Linked DNA regions of Mus musculus: region 1 is linked to region 2. The links are chromatin loops, found by intact Hi-C in ENCODE. Cell type or tissue: left cerebral cortex. All regions are shown on one strand. Each heading gives the region's core, and the rest is flanking DNA. Links, peaks and the distances in the headings are about the cores only.

What was found. Peaks named below come from ENCODE experiments on the same cell type or tissue, not always from the same donor. Only the 100,000 strongest peaks of a DNase experiment are listed, where the experiment ranks them.
Region 1: a loop joins it to region 2, with 2.4 times the contacts of the local background. A loop is called at or near these places in 4 of 42 quality-filtered maps.

The regions. Positions count from the first base shown.
Region 1 is chr16:3,985,269-3,994,810 of GRCm38, forward strand. It overlaps Slx4 (SLX4 structure-specific endonuclease subunit homolog (S. cerevisiae)), which reads right to left. Exons shown (of 15, transcript NM_177472.5): 4 at 9,440-9,542; 5 at 6,648-6,853; 6 at 6,204-6,520; 7 at 5,435-5,648; 8 at 4,963-5,048; 9 at 3,705-3,851; 10 at 2,647-2,813; 11 at 1-1,908. Among named protein-coding and RNA genes, the nearest start is that of Slx4, 12 kb to the right of the region's middle. In left cerebral cortex, for the core only: no CTCF peak of the experiment used is centred there; DNase peaks (open chromatin) are centred at 1,653, 5,206 and 7,532.
Region 2 is chr16:3,924,530-3,934,071 of GRCm38, forward strand. It overlaps Cluap1 (clusterin associated protein 1), which reads left to right. Exons shown (of 12, transcript NM_029738.2): 8 at 3,961-4,102; 9 at 5,311-5,383; 10 at 9,178-9,285. Gm15537 (a long non-coding RNA gene) reads right to left here and starts at 4,883. Exons shown (of 2, transcript XR_003951938.1): 1 at 4,658-4,883; 2 at 2,853-4,125. It also overlaps the pseudogene Gm15539. In left cerebral cortex, for the core only: a CTCF peak has its summit at 8,371 (motif pointing left); a DNase peak (open chromatin) is centred at 4,829.

The sequences.
Region 1 (9,542 bases), core at 708-8,707, 60 kb after region 2:
TTCAAGTGGTCAATTGGAATTGGTGAGAGAGGCTCATTCCAACAGTAGTCACCCATGGGACCTGGGGGGTCACCATCTAGCACGGGGCTGCTGTTTCCTTGATGGGAAGCCACCTCATCATCACTGTCCCCAACTTCTACCACATCATCAGCTGCAGGCAGATTTGGCAGGCATGGTCTAGGTGCGGAAGATTTCTGGGACCACCTGGTAAAATCAGGGCCAGGACATGATGGCTGTGAAGAAGAGAGTCTGTGGTGCCTGGGGTAGGGATGGGAAGGGCTTCTGTAGGCCTGTCTTCCGCTGTCAAAGGCTCCTAGAGTAATAGGCTGTGTGTGTGGCATGATCACAGAGAACTGCTGGGCTGTTTCCAGCATGGTCCTGCGTTCTAAGTTAGGTCTAGGTGTTTGCTGAGCAGTCTCATCTGACGGAATCCTGGTCTTAAGGCTTTTGATTTGGGTCTGTGATGAGCAATCACGACTCCTGCTGACCCCTGGAGTGGCAGGCACCAGCCAAGAGGTGTCTGTAGCACTGTCCTCATCCAGGCTGGTTTTCTGGCTGCAGAGCAGCCAGGGGATGTCTCTGCAGCCCAGCGCAGACTGGTTTCCCAGCTGTCCTTCCTCCCCGTGCTGTAGCCCGGCCTCTCTCTTCAGTGGGCTTTGGAAATGTTCATGATCTTCTTCAACATCAATGACTGAAAACAGTTCAGAGGACCTGGGGCTAAATTCTGGAACTTTCCTTCCTTCTGGGGAATCTTTAGAAACTGACTCTGTCTTGGTGTGCTCCAGCTCCTCATCTGAGTCCAGTAACAGGATGACCTCATCCTCCTTTTTCACGAAATGCAGAGGATCCTGGGCCCTGGGGCTCAGGGGCTCGGGTACTGACTGTGTGAGGTCAATGGGTGGAGACTTTGCTGGGGAAATCAGGATGCCCCTATTTCTGTGTCCCGCTATGGGGCTACTTTGTTGGCCTCTGTGGTGGCCAGCATCTTTCCGTAATGTGACAATGTTACTGCCCCTCCTCTGCTTAGTTGGTGTAGTTGGAGACAGTGATCTTGGGGATGCCACCCTGGAAATGCTACTGTGTGACTGGGACACTGAGGGGGACAAATGACTTGTGTGGTATAGGTGAAGCCATGACTGGCTGGGACTTCCATCCACAGAAGACTGTGACACAAGGCTGCAGGAGTGTGGAGTAGGTGCCTGGGCCATGTCTGCCTGCGTCTCCCTGACATGGTCACTCTGCTCTTCATGATCAACTGTTATTTGTGACAGTTCAGATGACACTCTTGGATTTGATGGAAGGGGCTGTTTGCAGCCATGGGCCTTGTTTGGGTGCAAAGGCAAGCACTCTTTCCCCCTCCTGTGGCGGCTGCAGAAGCTGGGGTCGTCAGTTGCCTCCCCCAATGCATCCTGGGCCTCTGCTTTCCCTGCCCAGTCTGGGCACTGGTCCTGCAGTGGAGTGGAATGTCCTTCTTGTTCCCAGCTGGCTAGTGCCTCTTCTTTTTCTAACCCAGATGACTCCATGTGCTCTGTATTTTCTAGCTGTCTGTTACTCTGGACACCTGCCAGGGAAGGCTCAGAAACTGCACCGTCTTCCCCATGCGGGTTAGTGCTCCCATCTGGGTCTGCTGCTCTCCCCCACTGGAGAAGCTTCCTCTGCGTAGCAGCAAATTCATATATCTCTTCCATTTCTGCTTCATTCACTCTTTCTCTCTCTTCTTCACAGAGCTCAGGTTTCAGCAGAGTCTCCACTTCCTCCTCATTGTCTACCCACACCGACCTCAGGAGTTCCAGGAAAGTCTCTGCTCGGCTTTCACAGTCCTCACTGGTCTCTTCTGGCTGTTCTCCCTCTAAGTCCACCACGGCGGGCACTTGTTCACACAGCTGAACAAGGTCACTCACACCAAACCTGCGCTGGGAGGGAGACATGGGTCATCACTGCTTACACTGGGGACAGGTGGCCAGAGCAGAGCTCAGGAAGAGGAACAGGGATATCCCCTGTGGCCTTTCCCCTTGTCCCAGAATGTACTTGGTCATCACTCTGGCCAGCACCCATGGTGCTTTAACTTTGGTGCTAATAGACTGAAGGTGCGTCAGACTCAGCTGGCAATCACAGGAGCAGGTAGGGCTACAAAACCAGGCAGCACATGCTGCCCTGAGAGTCCCTCAAGACACTGTACCTGAGAAAAACAACAGCAGAAAAAACTGTTGGCAGGCCCGGCTGACCACCTATCAGAAGGCTCTGAAACCCAGTTGGTGTATCACAAGTCACCATCACTGAGCTTTTCAAAGAGGCACAAGGATGCACACATCCTGGGAACCTGATGTAGGGTAGCTCTTGGGGGAGGGGGGCAGTCGAGGGGCTGCATTAGGTGTCTGTCTCAGGGCACTGAAGCCATGGGCTACCATCCCACCATGCCAAGTATAACCCCCCACCCAGCTCTCAGCACTCTGCAAGCAACCATTCTAGCCAACTACCACATACCATTCAGGGCTGCTGGTATAAATCTGGGACTAAAAAATATAAAGAAGTTTTGGCGGGCTTAGCCCTGGCCTTTAGGCAGCACAACCTGACTTGAGATACCAATCTCCCAGTCCATGTCACCAGCTCTAAAGGCTGTGGAGTGGATGGAAAGTACAATCCCACCTTAGGGCCAGGGAACGCAGATCCGGAACCAGGCTGGGAGGCATGTCAGTGTCTGCCATGTAGAGGTAGTTCAGAAATGCATGGGCGGCCTCCGAGCTCACATCACTCAGCAGAGCACGCTGGGTCAGATCCCCGTCCTCTTCAGAAGAAAAGCTTTCAGTGCTTACCTGAAGGTGGAGAAACAAGAGTCTGGCTTTAGCCTCTGACAGCCTGAGATCCTACCTGAGGGGTAGGAAGCAGTCTTGGCCAGTTTCTGTAGTCTGGATGGATGTTTAAGGTCAGCTTCCACCTGACAGAGGTATCATGGACTCTAAGCATATCTGACTTGGGTCTATGGATTGCATGAGTATAGTGAGAATTTTGGTTTCTTTAAAACACAGAAATATAAGGATGTTTTTGTTTTAATCCCAGCTGTGGGATGTGGGGCTGCTTCAGACTGTCCACAGCAGCTGGCTGTGATTTGCCTTGTGTTCTGCAGTGGCGTTTGGAGTGCTGAGGACTTTTTAGAGGATCTATAAATGCTAGAGCCACAATACAAGGGGCTGGCCGGCTGGTGGTTGTGGTTTGTCAGATAGTCATGTGTGAAGATATGGAAAGAAGAAATGAGACATGCTGACAGAGAAGATCAAACTTGCCTCAATCAGTAGGAAGTAGACTAACGATATTGTCACCCCTTTTCCCCTCTACCCTTTTTTCTCTCCTACCCAGTGTTAGGTGGGTGGAAGAAAGAACCCACAAAGTAGATAAAAAGTTTAGTTGCACACGAGTGCAAGATAGACATGAATATGGCCCAATACATTTGCAGATGATAATATCACCCTGCAGTACTAAAAGATCAGACACTCTTGTGTCTGGGACTTCCTGACGCAGATCAAGCAGTGTGCTGGATTCCTGTGTGGTGGCTCAAGCCTATAATGTGAGACTGAAGCAAGAATGTGATGCTCCAATACAGAGAGAGGGTGATCAGGAGTCTCACAGTGATGCAAATACAAATGGAGGGAGGGAAAAGCAAAGGGAGAGGGAGGGGAGGTGGTGGGCTCCCAGGCCTGCGTACTTACATACTGAATAAGAAGTGGGCATCTCGCATAAAGAACAAACTTGTGTGCATAAAGCACCTCTCCACTGTCAAGCTGGAACTGGACATCACTCAGGTGTGGATTATTGACCATGGCCCCAAAGTCTGTCACCAATAACCCAAGAGAGAGCTGTAAGAGGAGGAGGAAGAGATTTGTGAGCTCCCTCCAACACTTTGCTAACTTCTCATGACTGGGCAGACCAAGAGCCAGGACTAAGCTTTCCTTTCCAGGATGTACACAGAGGCACAAGGTTATACCTCTGGGTTACATTGAAGACATCAATCATCGAGCCAGAATGGCAAATGCTATTTCCTTTCCCAGGTTCTCTCTTACAGTGTATCCCCCGGCCTACAGAGAGGGACAGTGGTGGATAAAGACACCCTCCCACCTCCTACACTCTGCATGCACAGGACTTGGAGCCTGAGATGTTCAGGAACCCAGTACTTCTAAGCTACATGCAAGAACATCACCAAATGGCCCTTTGCATAAGAGGGTCCTTATGGAAATACACCAACTTTATGAAATACCCATCTTTCAAGGTCACACAGTACACTAGATTGGTAGCTAGAGCTCACCCCATAATCCACACACAGAAGGGGCACAGTGAGTCCTTAGTGAGTGAAGAAAATCACTAAGAAACAAGTACGCAAAACAGAGTAGGTAAGAGCGCTGGCTGATCTTCCAAAGGTCCTGAGATCAATTCCCAGCAAACACATGGTGGCTCACAACCATCTGTAATGGGATCCGATGCCCTCTTCTGGTGTGTCTGAAGACAGTTAAAATGTACTCATATAAATAAAATAAATAAATCTTTAAAAATAACAAAAAACAGCCAGGCTGTGGTGGCACACACCTTTAATCCCAGCACTTGGAAGATGGAGGCAGGTGGATTTCTGAGTTCAAGGCCAGTCTGGTCTACAAAGTGAGCTCCAGGACAGCCAGAGCTACTTAGAAAAACCTGTCTTGAAAAAAAACAAAAAACAAAAAACAAAACAACCCAAAAACCCAGAAGCCTGGATGAGGCAGTCACTTGGAGAGGCTCTGAGTACTGAGTACTGAGAAAACCTAAATTATCCAGGCACAGCAATGGCAGAAGACGTTGTGGCAATGACCCAAGAAAAGAGACAGACGTCCTGGGGCTCTCAGCTCCATCACGTGTGTCAAAGTATACATCTGACAAACACCACAGAGCCAGGGCAGAGCCACCAAGTCACTGTGGCCCAGCAGCCTTTGTACTTACTGAGGCACTGTCATCCTTCTTCAGGGTCTTCTTACATGGAAGGACAAACCCCGTCAGCGGAAGGCTGCTAGGTACCAGGTCCAACCCTAAGAGAAGGATTTGTAGATCAAAAGGATATCATCTCCCAAGCAGGCAGGATGAACCTAGGTTTGGCTGTACACATGTTATTTAAGGACATCTTTACTTAAAGCAACTCTCCCCCAATTGTTTTTACCCATCTCCATCACAGGGAAGTAGGAGGATTATAAAACAGCCAGATTAGCCTAGGAAGCTCTGTCCTGGGCTAACTTTAGGAATGTGAAATCGTTAAGACTCAAATGTTCTGCATCATCTTCATCCCTGAGGCAAAGTATAAAAGTGCCTTAGCACACTCTCCACTGAACGGAGAGCAGAGCCTCCCAGCGGACCATGCTCTAGTGTCACTGGCCTCAGATTCCACGGGGCAGGCCCAACAACCTGCCCAGTGTCCCACCTGTGGGTACGCCCCGACTCCCGGGCTGTGGGCTAGAGCTCAGCCCTTCCACTGCCAAGTCCACAAGGTCCTGAAGGGCTTGACGCTCCCTCTGGCTGGAGGACAGCAGCCGGATCTTGGGGCTGTGGCTCACAGGAAGGCTGCTCTGGGAAGCAGGTGGCCGCCGTGGACTCGGCTCTCCTTGCTTGGGCAGCTCCAATGGTAGCTGGGGTTCCTGAAAGAAGTTGAATAGCTAGTGACTGGGTGGTTATTGTCACCGACACATAATCTCCCAAACCATCCTACACATGCACAGCTAGGACAGGGCTAAGCTCACAACCAGGAGCAGCCTGGGAAACTGTGTTGGCAGCTTCTGTTATAGCTCAGGTCTACCTGATGCCCTCAAGTGTACAGGAGGGCCAGTTATCAGAAGGGTCCCCTGGAATCAGTCGCCCATTTAGGTGAATATCAACTTACATCTAGCAGTTGTATGTAGTTTGTATGCAGGATGCAGGTTCCAAGGCTCTATCTCAGACAGAATTTAGGATCTATGCAGGGTCGGCTAAGCCTGGACTTTGCATTTTAAATGAGGACTGTGTTGAGTTGGGGACCAAAGTCATTTTCTTAGAAGTGCTACTAAGTTGCCACAGAGACAATGCGGTGCATAATGTGCCTCTGTTGCTTCCTCCATGTCCCACTCACTAGACTCCTTACTCAGCCCTGGTATCTGCTTGCATTTCTAGATTACCCAAAGCCCATCCACTTATGTACTTTAAGGAGCAGGGTTCACCTTGGAAGGGCATTGGGACACAATTGGAGGAAACAGTCCCACTGTGTAGAAGGACTCCTCAGCCCAGGCTCCTGTGAGAGCGCTGAGTTCCCACAGAAAGTTCCGCTTCCCTTCAGGCAGCCGTGCTCGCCAGCCTGCAGGTTCCAATTCTTCCTTAGAAATCTTGCTGGCAAGAAGTGGTGGGGTGCAAGATAGTTCTGCTTCCTCTGACAGAAGCTGGGCAACACGATCTTCAATCTGTCTACCTGTGGTCTCAGAGTCTTGGGTTACCAACTGTGGGGGACACACCGGGGGTCTCTTCTTGCGACTTTTCTTCTCTAGAGATAAACAGAAGTGACTCAGTCAGAAATGGCTCTGACCGCTTATCCCAGGAGTGGCCATGGTAACTCTCAGACAGCACTGGCCACCAAGCCCTCCCCAGGCCCTGGCTTCAGCCACATGTACCTGCTCCTAGCCTTATCTTCTCAGAAAAAGCATTTTCCAGTCTGAGCGGGGGCACAACTGGACAGTGCTCCACCTCAGAGCGAGACAGAGCCATGGCCACCAACAGATCTTCAGACGGAGCCTCAGGCTTATTGACTTTCCTCCTCCTTGGCTCCCTTTTGGTGGTGACTCCTTTCCGTTTCAAACCTCCAACGTTGTTGCTGAAACTAAAGGGTAGCCATAGAGAAAGGTCAGTGAGTGCCTCTGAATTTGGGCCTCTCTTGATAGAAATCTTGCAAGAAACAAGAGGGAGAGAACCATTGCAATGAACCAACAGTTGCCTGGGCTTTCCCTGTGCTGACCTGATTCCTTGTGAGCTCAATCCAAACCTAGAAATCTAGCACAAGGCAGACACCAGAGGGCCTAGGTGCTTTCTTGCCATCGGTGGAACCTGTATACCTAGATGTGGCCAAACCCTAGTAGTCTATAGCTCCAAGTAGGCTCTCTGTAGCCAACGAGTTCTGCCCACTGAAACTTCAGAACCACCCCTAACCACTACAAGGCAGTCCTGGCCACAAAGGATCCTCTCCCTCCTCTAGGAGGACTACAGCAGCACCTCTATATAAGGCTGAAAGACAAGGTCTCCCAGACTCTGTTACCACCAACCAGCCTCCCTAAGCTGGCCTGCCACTGCCTTACAGAGGTGTACGTAAAGGGCTCTCTGGCAAGAAAGAAATCTATTTTCTGAGTTAGTCCCAGCAGCTGGACAAATAGATGCGTGGTAGGAAGCAATTCTGAGAGCCTGCCCTGCAGCTGTTGTCTTAATTCAGGCTTCTACAAAAGCTCACACTCCCCTTCAAGACAGGGAAAGTTGGAGATATTTTTGTGTCACTTTTGAAGATGTAAACAATCCCTCAGCTAACTGTATGGGGGAGGGGGCGGTGTAGTGGCTATTCCTGGTTGTCAACTTGACTATATTTGAATGAACTACAATCCAGAATTGGAAGGCTCACCAGTGACCCTTATCTGGAGGCTGGGAGATAGAAGTTTCTGATCTGGATCTTGGTATGGAGATCTTGAGGCATAGTGGCTATGGATTCCAGATGATTAAATCTCCGAGTTCAAGGTCATCTAGGATTAAAGGTGTGGTAAAGCACACCTTTAATTTGGGCTACACTTTTCATCTGGGATTAAAGGTGTGGTGGAACACACCTTTAATCTGGGCTACACCTTCTGCTGGAGACAATATAAGGACATTGGAAGAAGGGAGTCTAGCTCTTGCTCCTTCGCCTGCTTGCCGTGTGGGACTGAGTAACTGCTAGATCCTTAGACTTCCATTCACAGCTACTACTGAACCATTGTTGGGAATTGGGCTGTAGACTCTAAGTCATTAGTAAATTCCTTTACTATATAGAGACTATCCATAAGTTCTGTGACTCTAGAAAACCCTGAGTAATACAGGCAGGGAGCTGTCAGTAGCCAGGAGCCATGTGTGATGAGCCATGGCAAGACTTGGGCAGTGAGGAAGCAAGCAGGTAAGTAAGTAAGTAAGGAGAAGGCGGGCAAGGAGGCACTCAAGTCAGGTTGGCATGTGTGCTCTGCCCAGGAAATCCTCAATATCCCGAAGCCCAAATGCCAAGGTGTGGTCTTAGTAGAGGAATGTTTAAAGCCCACTGAGAGAAAATTCAAAGTCCTTTCCTTATGGGACTCTCTCCCCACCATCTTTGGAGGTATTTTTAAGGTATACATGCTTCATCTGTGAGACAAGCAATAGACTAAATGTCTATTTGAAGGCCTTAGGCTTCCTGCCCTGCCCTACAGTGTTACGTATACACAGACGTCTTAAGTATACACAGACTCCCTGGCTTGAAGAACCTCCTCTGCCCTCTGTGACCACAGCTACGGCTCAGCCCAGTGGCTTAGAACCCATGTGCAGGTAGTGGTTAGCACACACGTCTGCTGCTGCTGCTGCTGTTAACTTTGCTCCCTGAAAGCTGGAGTCAACTTAGTTGTTCTCAGATCAGGGACAGTGAACAGAGCTGACCCTCTGCTGCTTGCCCACCTGGCATCTGCATGCTGAGGACCACTTCCCAGCTCTTAGGGGAGCCTCCTAGTTTAATATACAGGCATTAATTTGTGCAAATGAAAAAATACATTCTTGGCCGGGCAGTGGTGGCACTCGCCTTTAATCCCAGCACTTTTTGGGAGGCAGAGGCAGGTGGATTTCTGAATTCGAGGCCAGCCTGGTCTACAGAGTGAGTTCCAGGATAGCCAGGGCTACACAGAGAAACCCTTCTCAAAAAAACAAAAAACCAAAAAAACCAAAAAAACAAAAATACATTCTTGGGAGGAAGGAGGATGAATATGAAGGAAAAAACCATTGTACAAGATTCTCAGACAATAATATACACTCCTATATAGTTCTGCTTAGTCAATTCTTTCAACTGTGCTCAACAATCTGACATTAATAGCATGAAAATGAAGCTACTCTAAAGTGGAAACACAATGCACAGCTAAGACACAAAGTAAAGCAAATACCAAGTTCTTGGATGTGCTAGAGCGGCCACTGCAGGATTATGGACTGGCAACATCTCAGAAAGGATTCAAGGAAGCATAGCAACTCTCTGCATGGATGGCCCCATCTGCATGCAGACTCCTCGTGCTCCTAAATCCTTTCTCGACTGCGTCCAATTTCCTGGAATGTCTCATGTCAGAATCCCAGAGAGCTTGTTCTTGCCAACTCCTTAAGAACTGTCTAAGGAATGCCTAACTGGAGTGGAAACACCATTCTGTGGTCCCCTTCATTGTCTTACCTGGGTACCTGAGGGCTGCCATCCACCTCTGGCTGAGCTGTCTGTAGCCTCACAGCCTGAAGCAGGAGTTGGGGACCCACTTCCATCCTCACCGCACACTGCT
Region 2 (9,542 bases), core at 1,124-9,123:
GACTTTTCTTTTTACAATGTTGGGAGTGAGCATTGGCAAACCACAGGCATCAAGAGCAAGTCACCAAAGGGCCTCACATACCACCCCCACCCCAGGGCCTCGCTTGTTCCTCTGCTGAAATCACTGCCACGAGAGTCCTTGGACTCACTAACAAAGTCAGCCTTAAAGCAGAACTCACTCTAGTTCAGCCCCAAAGCACCCAAAGTAAGTTTGTTTGTTTGTTTGTTTGTTTGTTTGTTTCAAAACAGGATCTCACTATGTAGCTCTAGCTGTCCTGGAAATCACTATGTAAATTAGGCTTGCCTAGAACTCACAGTGATCTGCCTGCCTCTGCCTCCCAAATGCTGGTACTCAAAGCATGTGCTACTACCCCCAGCAAGCCCCAAATCTTTTAAATAGAAAAGTTGCTCTTTTCTAATTTTAAAAGATTAGTGTTCTCTTCCCATCTGTTTCATCCTCTGTCTTACTTTCTATTGCTGTAGCAAAAGTTACCATTACCAAGGTAATTTATGAAAGAATGCATTTAGCTGGGATTACAGTTTCAGAGGTTAGAGTCCATGCTGGAACAAAGACATGAACAGCTGGGAATTCACGTCTTGATCCAGAAGCAGGAGAAAGAGCACACTGGAAATAGAACAAGTCTTTTGAAACCTCAAAGCCCCGCCCCCAATGGCACACCTTCTCCAACTAGGCCACACCTCCTAATCCTTCCCAAATACTCTCACAAACTGAGGGACAAGCATTCAAATCTATGAGGCTGTGTCTCTGTTCTCATTCAAATACCACATTCCCAACTCCTTGTGTCATTTTAAAAACTGTCTCAGGTGCTTGCTTACCAGCACATACACTACGACTGGAATGACAGAGTGGTGTGGGCCTGTGGGGGTGTCATGCAGATTTGTGAAGCATTCCGTATTTTGACATGTGGTCTCTTGATGCCATGGACAAGCATCTCAGAAGCCAGAACTAATATTTCAGTGAACATATGTTAACACTATGTTAACCCTATGGGAGGCTGTGATTCATTGAAGTGAAATCCACAGAATTATGTGCTAATAGATTTAATTTTTCTTAACTTGTAGTAACAAGTTCTTTCTGACTTTCACATACATCCCAAGCTACTCACCCATCCCTTCATATCCACCTTCACCTTGCAACCTCCCCCTCAAAGAAAGGAAATTAAGATAGCATTTTTAAAAATCTTATTACGGAAGCTGTAGTGTATCACAGTGTGTCCCACGTGATTTAATTTTTATTAAAAATATACATTCTTGGTTGGATATACTGATATACACCTTTAATACAGTACTTGGAAGACAGAGGTAGACAAATCTTTGAGTTCAAGGCCAGCTTGGCCTACATAGTGAGTTCTAGACCAATCAGGGCTGCATAATAATACTCTGTCTCAAAAAAATACACATACAAGCTTGAGAGATGGCTCTTCCAGAGGTTCTGAGTTCAATTCCCAGCAACCACATGGTGGCTCACAACCATCTGTAATGGGGATCCCGTGCCCTCTTCTGGTGTACTTATATAAATAAAATAAATAAATAAATCTTTAAAAGAAATATACACGTACACACTTATTTCTATCTGTACCTATATTTAGGGGATTAGCATGATGGCACACATATGAAACCCAGCACTCAGGGGGCTGGTCAGGAATTCACCAAGGACAGTCTAGGCTGCACTAGACCCTACTAAAAAAAAAATCTGGCCCCCACTGGCTGCTCTGAAAAGCCATCTTTGCATTGTTCCCGGGCCATGCTCCCGCTCACTACAGCCACCTTCACCGCCCACCGCCTCCAACACGGACTCCAGCAGACAGCTTTCTCGCCTGAGTCCTCGAACTCAACTAATTCCTCACTCGAAGCATCGGACCACCCACGTGCCCCACCATGTCAGACTGGGCAGTGGACACCAGCTCCAAGATCAGCACCGAGGACTTGAAGGAGAAGAAAAAAGTTGTGGAGGAGGCAGGGAATGGAACAGTCAAAATGAAGAAAATGTCAAGCAGGAGGCTGACAATGAGGTAGATGAAGAAGAGGAAGAAGGTGGGGAGGAAGAGGAGGAGGAGGAAGAAGGTATGGGTGAGGAAGAAGATGGAGATGAAGGTGAGGAAGCTGAGGCTCCTACAGGCAAGCGGATAGCGGAGGATGAGGAGGATGACGATGTCGACACCAGAAGCAGAAGACCGAAGAGGATGACTAGACAGCAAAAGGAAAAGTAACCTTACACACTGCACCGTGACCTAGTCACCTCCACTTCCCATCTCAGAACTTAAACGTGGTCAAGAAGCAGGCCCCGCCCACCCGCCCTCAGCGGGGCGTGCCACCCACAAATGACATGCTCTCTCCACCACCCCACCAAAACTACAACATGAATTGGCAACATGAGTGGCAAAAAGAAACCAGAACTTTCCAGGCCCTGCTTGTTTTCTTAAAAATACTTTAAAAGGAAAATTTGTTTGCATTTTTTATTTACATTTTATATTTTTGTACATATTGTTAGGGGTCTGCCATTTTTAAAGATAACAGGTGAACAAACCAGCCTTCAGAGCATTTTCTGTCCTACTTCAGACTTCACGTGGGGTGTGACCATGTTCATTCAAATCTCAAAGGAGAAAAAAAACTTGTAAAAAAAGCAAAAACAACAACAACAAAAAAAAAATCTTATTTTGACCATTCCAGTAACTTTTTTACGTATGTAACTAGCGTACTGTACTATAAGTAGTTGGTTTGTATGAGATGGTTAAAAAGGCCAAAGATAAAAAGGTTTTTTTCTTTTTTTTTTTTTTTTTTGTCTATGAAGTTGCTGGGGGTTTTTTGTTGTTGTTTTGGTTTTGGTTTTGGTTTGGCCTGTTTGATGTATGTGTGAAACAATGTCCAACAATAAACCAGAATTTTATTTTGCTGAGTTGTTCTAAAAAAAAATTCTGGGAGTATGTAGGCTATGTTCGGTGGATGTTGTTGGTGATTTATACGGAATTTTTCACTTAATTCTCCTACTTTCAGTGTTTTTTTTTCAGTGATTTATAAAGAATACATGTTCACTTTTTGTCCCATCTACTGTGAGAATGAAGACAATTCTCAGACTGTCAACATTAAAATGTCAGCATCACTCTGAAGGGGTTCACAATCAGTGTGAAGGGCCCCAGGGGGACACTGCAGAGGGACTTCAATCACATTGATATAGAGCTGAGTCTCCTTGAAAACAAAGAGAGGCTCTGGGTTGACAAATGGTGGGGTAACAGAGGACCTGGCTGGCCACTGTCAGAAGCATGTGCAGTCATGCTCAGAACTCGATCAAGGATGTCGCGCTGGGCTCTTGTCACAAGATGAGGTTTGTGTAGGCTCACGTCCTCAGCAATGTCGTTATCCAGGAGAATGTTTCTGTGGTGGAAATCTGAAACTTCTTGGGTGAAAAATCCATCCACAGGGTTCTGGTAAGGACAGGTGTTGCTTGTTCTGTCTCTCGAGCCCAGAGGAATGAATTGATCCTTGAAGGAGATGATATTGAACTTGTTTCAAATTCATTGGCTCTGATTCGGCAAGCCATACACTTAAAAACAAGGATCTCAGAGTTTTAGGATGGCATCTACGTGTCTGAAAAGGGAACCATGAAGCAGGCTGACAAGTGAGACCCAAGGACCTAGCTCCAGAAACAACATCCTGACTACAAGTATGAGTTGGGCTCTTTGGACAATAAAAGACTTATTATATATTGGGGGGGGGGGGGGAAACAAACAAACAAAAACCAAAACTATGTTCTTTTGGTGGGTAGAGACAGGTAGAGGTGAATTATTTTTAAGCAGTTTTCAGAGTGAAGACCTTGTGTAATTAGAGGTTTCATGATGTATTTGGGAGAAATTCATTATGATGGAAGTTGGGAGTCTTAAATATAAATCAAACGCCTGCACACTGACTGGCTTCACCTTTCTATGCCATCTGCTCACTCTAGGCCGGCCTTTATGGATGAATATGAGAAGGTTGAGGAAGACCTGCAGAAGCAGTATGACGTCTATCTAGAGAAGTTCCGGAACCTGGCTTACCTGGAGCAGCAGCTTGAGGATCACCACAGGATGGAGCAGGAGAGGTTTGAAGTAAGTCCTTGGCCTGGTCACCCCTGCAGAGATGACAGAGAGCTGCATGTGTCCTCAGCGTTTGCATGTGCACTAGTGACTGAGCAGCAAACACCTGACACCTCCCCAGACCTCACTGCAGCTTCTTGACAATAGTCAGGGCTGTTTCCTGTTTATTTTAGGGAGTGAGAGGGCCAGTGTCTCACAATGGTATCCAGACCAGCCTCTAGCTTCAGCTTCCTACATGCAGAGATGATAAGATACATACCACCATGCCCAGCTTAATCAGGGCTCCATTTGCCAACACTCCTGCCATACTACCCCCTTCTGGTTCTACACCAGGCACTGTGATCAGGATCTCCTCCTTTCTCTTTTTTTTTTTTTTTTTTTTTTGTTTTGTTTTGTTTTGTTTTTGTTTTTTGAGACAGGGTTTCTCTGTATAGCCCTGGCTGTCCTGGAACTCACTTTGTAGATCAGGCTGGCCTCAAACTCAGAAATCCACCTGCCTCTGCCTCCCAAGTGCTGGGATTAAAGGTGTGCGCTACCACCACCCGGCGATCTCCTCCTTTCTCTTACCGTCCTACACTGGAGTGGTGAAGCAGAATGGCAGAAACAAAGAAACACTTCTGCTTTCTTTTGTTGTGAGCCTGAGAGCTGTGGCTGTCTGCACACATTTCCTGTGTCCACTGTCCTTGCAGCACACATGCTGGGCTTCTCTTGTGTCCCTCATTTCCTTTCGAGTGGTGTGGAGCGGGAGGAGGGTATGAAGCCAGAGCATCAACTTTCTAGGCCACTCCCACAGGCTGCTGGAAAGAGGAAGAGCACGGGTTTAGGGACCTCATAGGTTGCTCAAGCAAATTCTCTTTAACTTTTTGAAAAGATATATACATGTCTATTTTGTATACTTGTATTTTGCCTGAAACTATGTCTGTGTGCCGTGTGCATGCAGTGCCCTCAGAGGCCAAAACTGGGCATCAGACCTCCTGAATTGGTGTTTAGATGGTTGTGAGCTACCATGTGGATACAAGGAATTGAACCAGGATCCTCTGGAAGAGCAGCCAGTGACCCAAACCACTGAGCCATTTTCCCATAAACAACTTCCTTGTTTTCTTTTGTTTTGTCGTGGGTTTTTTGCTTGATATGACAAGCCCTTCAGTATTCACACAGTGGTGAAGAATCAGATCATCCACAAAAGTTCATTATTCTGAGTCTGTTTCTTTCCTCCACAGGAAGCTGAAAATACTCTCCGTCTGATGCAAAATAAGTTAAAGGAAGAAGAGAAGCGACTGCTCAAGAGTGGAAGTAAGGCCCTGCCCTGCCTGACTAGTGCTTTCAGCTGTGAAGTTACTTAAGTGTTTAAGATTTTCATTCAGAGTACGCACGCACGCACGCACGCCCGCACGCCCGCACACACTCGAGAATGTGTGTGTTTGCTGGACACGCATGTGCACACATGCCAAGTGTGCAAGTGGTGGTGTGAGTGTGTCGTGATTCAGACGTCAAAGTCAGAAGACAACTTTGTAGTTGGTCCTCTCTCCTTCCATGTTTACACGAGTTCCTGAGATCAACTCGGGCTATCAGCTTTGCAGGACAGGCACACAATGAGTTATGTACATTTCTCTAGCAGAGTTACTTACAGGGTTTTTTTGTTTTATTTTGTTTGTTTGTTTTTTAGGGTTTTTTGTTTTTTGTTTTTTTTATTGGGTATTTATTTCATTTACATTTCCAATGCTATCCCAAAAGTCCCCAACACACTCCCCTACCCACCCACTCCCACTTCTTGGCCCTGGCGTTCCCCTGTACTGAGGCATATAAAGTTTGCACGACCAATGGGCCTCTCTTTCCACTAATGGCCGACTAGGCCATCTTCTCATACATATGCAGCTAGAGACATGAGCTCCGGGTATTGGTTACTTCTTATTGTTGTTCCACCTATAGGATTGCAGATCCCTTTAGCTCCTTGGGTACTTTCTCTAGCTCCTCCATTGGGGGTCCTATGATCCATCCAATAGCTGACTGTGAGCATCCACTTCTGTGTTTGCTAGGCCCTGGCATACACTCACAAGAGACAGCTCTCTCTGGATCATTTCAGCAAAATCTTGCTAGTGTATGCAATGGTGTCAGCGTTTCGATATTTATTTTTATTAAACTCTTTTCTCTCATTTTTAATTGTGGTAAGAACAATAGATGATATCTGTCATTGTTGACTAGAATATTTTCAGATGGCAATTTTCTCACAGATTTATATTAAGTGACATTTGAATTTACTCAGACAGCTTGCTTCTCATAAAGACTGTGATGGTAAGCACAGGGCCTGCATGGGTCTGCAGAGGTCTTCTATGTGTATGGATGGCTGTTAGCTTGGACCCCTAATCGTGGTAAAAGGTCTACCTAAGACTCTTTGTCTACTCTTGAGACTCTTTTCCCCCTATTGAGTTGCCTTGTCCAGCCCCAGTCTAAGGGCTTTTGCTTTGTTTTACTGAATCTTGTTTTGTCCTGTTTGGCTGTCCTCTCTTAGAGGCCTGCTCCTTTCTGAAGAGGAAACAGTGGGAATGGATCTAGAGCACAGGGAAGGTAATAGGAGCTAGGAGAAATGGAGGGAAGGGAAATTGGTTGCGATGGAGTGTATGAGAGAAGAATCTATTTTCAATGATAATAAAGTTTGCTTCCAGTTATACAGCATCTAGCTAATATTCATTTCTTTTTCTTTTCTTTTCTTTTTTTTTTTTTTTTTCTTTTTGGTTTTTCGAGACAGGGTTTCCCTGTATAGCCCTGGCTGTCCTGGAACTCACTTTGTAGACCAGGCTGGCCTCGAACTCAGAAATCCGCCTGCCTCTGCCTCCCAAGTGCTGGGATTAAAGGCGTGTGCCACCACCCCTGGCTTTAATATTCATTTCTTATGATACTCATGACATTTGTGTTTGTTTAAATGCTACAGTTAGCTTGAACTCTATGTAATAAATAGTTATGAATGAAAATTATGCCTACTAGTGTGAATGGTCCCATATTTTAGGGCAGGCTGAAAGGGTGCTGTTGCATGCAGTGTCAGTGAAAGACCTCACTTGCCTGTTTGCAAATCCCAACCATAGTCATCCAGGAGTGCTTACCAAGGCCCTAACCTGTAGAAGAGTGTACTAAACATGAGGCCTCGACTCTGAGAGGGAGTCTTCTCCGTAATGAGCCAGCATTGCTCACCAGGATGACACCAGGGCAACAGTTCCACAGAAGGAACAATGGCAGTGTGTGTTCTTCCTGCTACAGCAGTTCTGTTGCACTGACTCGCTTCTCTTGCTCAGTTCTGTTCTCTTGATGAAATGTCTTTATTCTTGTGGTCAGAACAATATACCTGGGCACCCAGCTTTTCTCCAACCTGCCTGTTCCCTGTATCTGTTTCCTGTTGTACCTGTTCTCAGAGAGTCTAGGAAGAGCAGGGACTTCTGGGAATCCTTTAGAAAACCTGAACCGAGTCTGTAGCAAAGCAGGCTCCTGCTGATTTAGTGCTAGGTCAGTCAAGGCAGAGACCAACTGATGCAGTGGCCTCTCTGTTGCGTGGAGTAAGCATTTAATATCGTAATTTTTATGGATGGAGTAGGAGGGAAACTAAAATGAGTGGTGTTAAATTACTTTAATATGGATTTGTTTTCTGTATAGACTTGTAGAAGATGTGGTTTTCAAACTGTGTTGGTAGTCTTGAAGGATGTTCTCAGTGACACTGCTGCAATGCCCAGGCTTTCCTCCTGAGCTAAGAACACAGCTCTTAGAAAGCAGGTTACCTTCCCTTAATATCCAGGTGGATCCAGCTACCTTGCCATTACTTTCACATGCAGGTACCAAGCAAAGCCTTTTGGAAGACCAACAACTGCTGGATTTCTAGGCTGACTTCTAAGTCAGTGTCAGGCCAGCAACTGCAAACCCCTCCAAGACCCTCCTTCCCAAACCATCACTCCCTGAGTACAGTAAGGCACTAGGCAGAGAGCTTTATCTTCCTGTTATAGTCTCTGTTAGTTCTGTCTTGGAAATGTTCAGCTTACAGACACAAAAGACAATGAACAAGTATTTAGAAAATGTATATAGAGTGATTTGGGGGCTGGAGATGATGACTCCATGATTAAGAACACTGCTGCTCTTCTAGAACAACCTAGTTAGGTTTCCAGCACCCACATCAGGTAGCCCACAGCTGCTTTCAGTTCCAACTCTGGGAGATTGAGCACTGGAGAGATGGCTCAGCAGTCCTGAGTTCAATTCCCAGCAACCACATGGTGGCTCACAACCATCTGTAATGGGATCTGATGCCCTCTTCTGGTGTGTCTGAAGAAAGCAACAGTGTGTCATATATTTAAAATAAATATATTTAAAATGATGGCACTAAAAATAGCCTTTTATGCAGTGTATGCCTGAATGCCTCCCCTAATGAATAGATACAATTTACTTAAAAAAAAAATTTTTTTTTTCTAGAAGAAAAGTATTGATTGTCTGTGTATGTGGTATTAGGGATTAGACTCAGAGCTTTGCAGGAAAAATAATGAAATAAATAAGCACATGTGTTAGCCCTGAGCCACAACCCCATCAACGTATGTATGCCTTTATTCTAGAATTTTCCCCAGTAAGAATGTCACTTCAGCGCTGTCTCAGAACAGCTTCCTCTGAAGCCCAGGCCTGGCTCTCCCCTCACCTCCATCCCACCCGCCTTGTTCTTTCACATCCACTTCTATCTTTGTTAGGATCAAGGCTCTTAAATTAGCAATATGGCCTGACAAAGAACAGAGTGGATTTCTCCCCCGTTAACCAGGACTTCCACTTTGACAGCCAGCTACTCGATTTTGTAAAAATTTCAGACTGTCATAATGCTTTGAAAACACCTGGTCCATGTTCTTTTCACTTTGAAAAATTGCTCAAAGCAAATACAGCATATTATTGTCTACATTAACATTTCACGAAGTACCTGTGAATAAATCCAGGGAGTCTCATAAAATCTAATGGATGAAAAGAGAACTAAGAAAGGCAGATGATTTTGCACTGGAGCCATAGGAGGCAGAAGAGGTTACACTGTAATGGAAGACCTGCTCTCTTACTCTGCCTTGTGGTCTTTCTGCTAGGCAATGATGACTCAGACATAGACATCCAAGAGGATGATGAATCAGACAGCGAGTTGGAGGACAGACGGATGTCTAAGCCTCGGACAGCGATGGAGGTGCTCATGCAAGGTAATGTAACTCCTTCTGTCACCCAGTTCCTCGTGCCTGTTTCTCAGAACTCCAAGGGCAAGCTTGGGTGAGTGCTGCTTAGAACTGCAAACCACAGTGTGCTGAGAAGGGTCCCTGGAAACACTTCCTGTCCCAATCTGTTCTTCAGGATCTGTCTCTCAAACTGCATTGCCTCTAATAGTCCTTTTGTTTGATTCATGTAGCTAAGCTGATCTTGAATTCACAATGTACCTCAAGATGACCTTCAACCTGATACT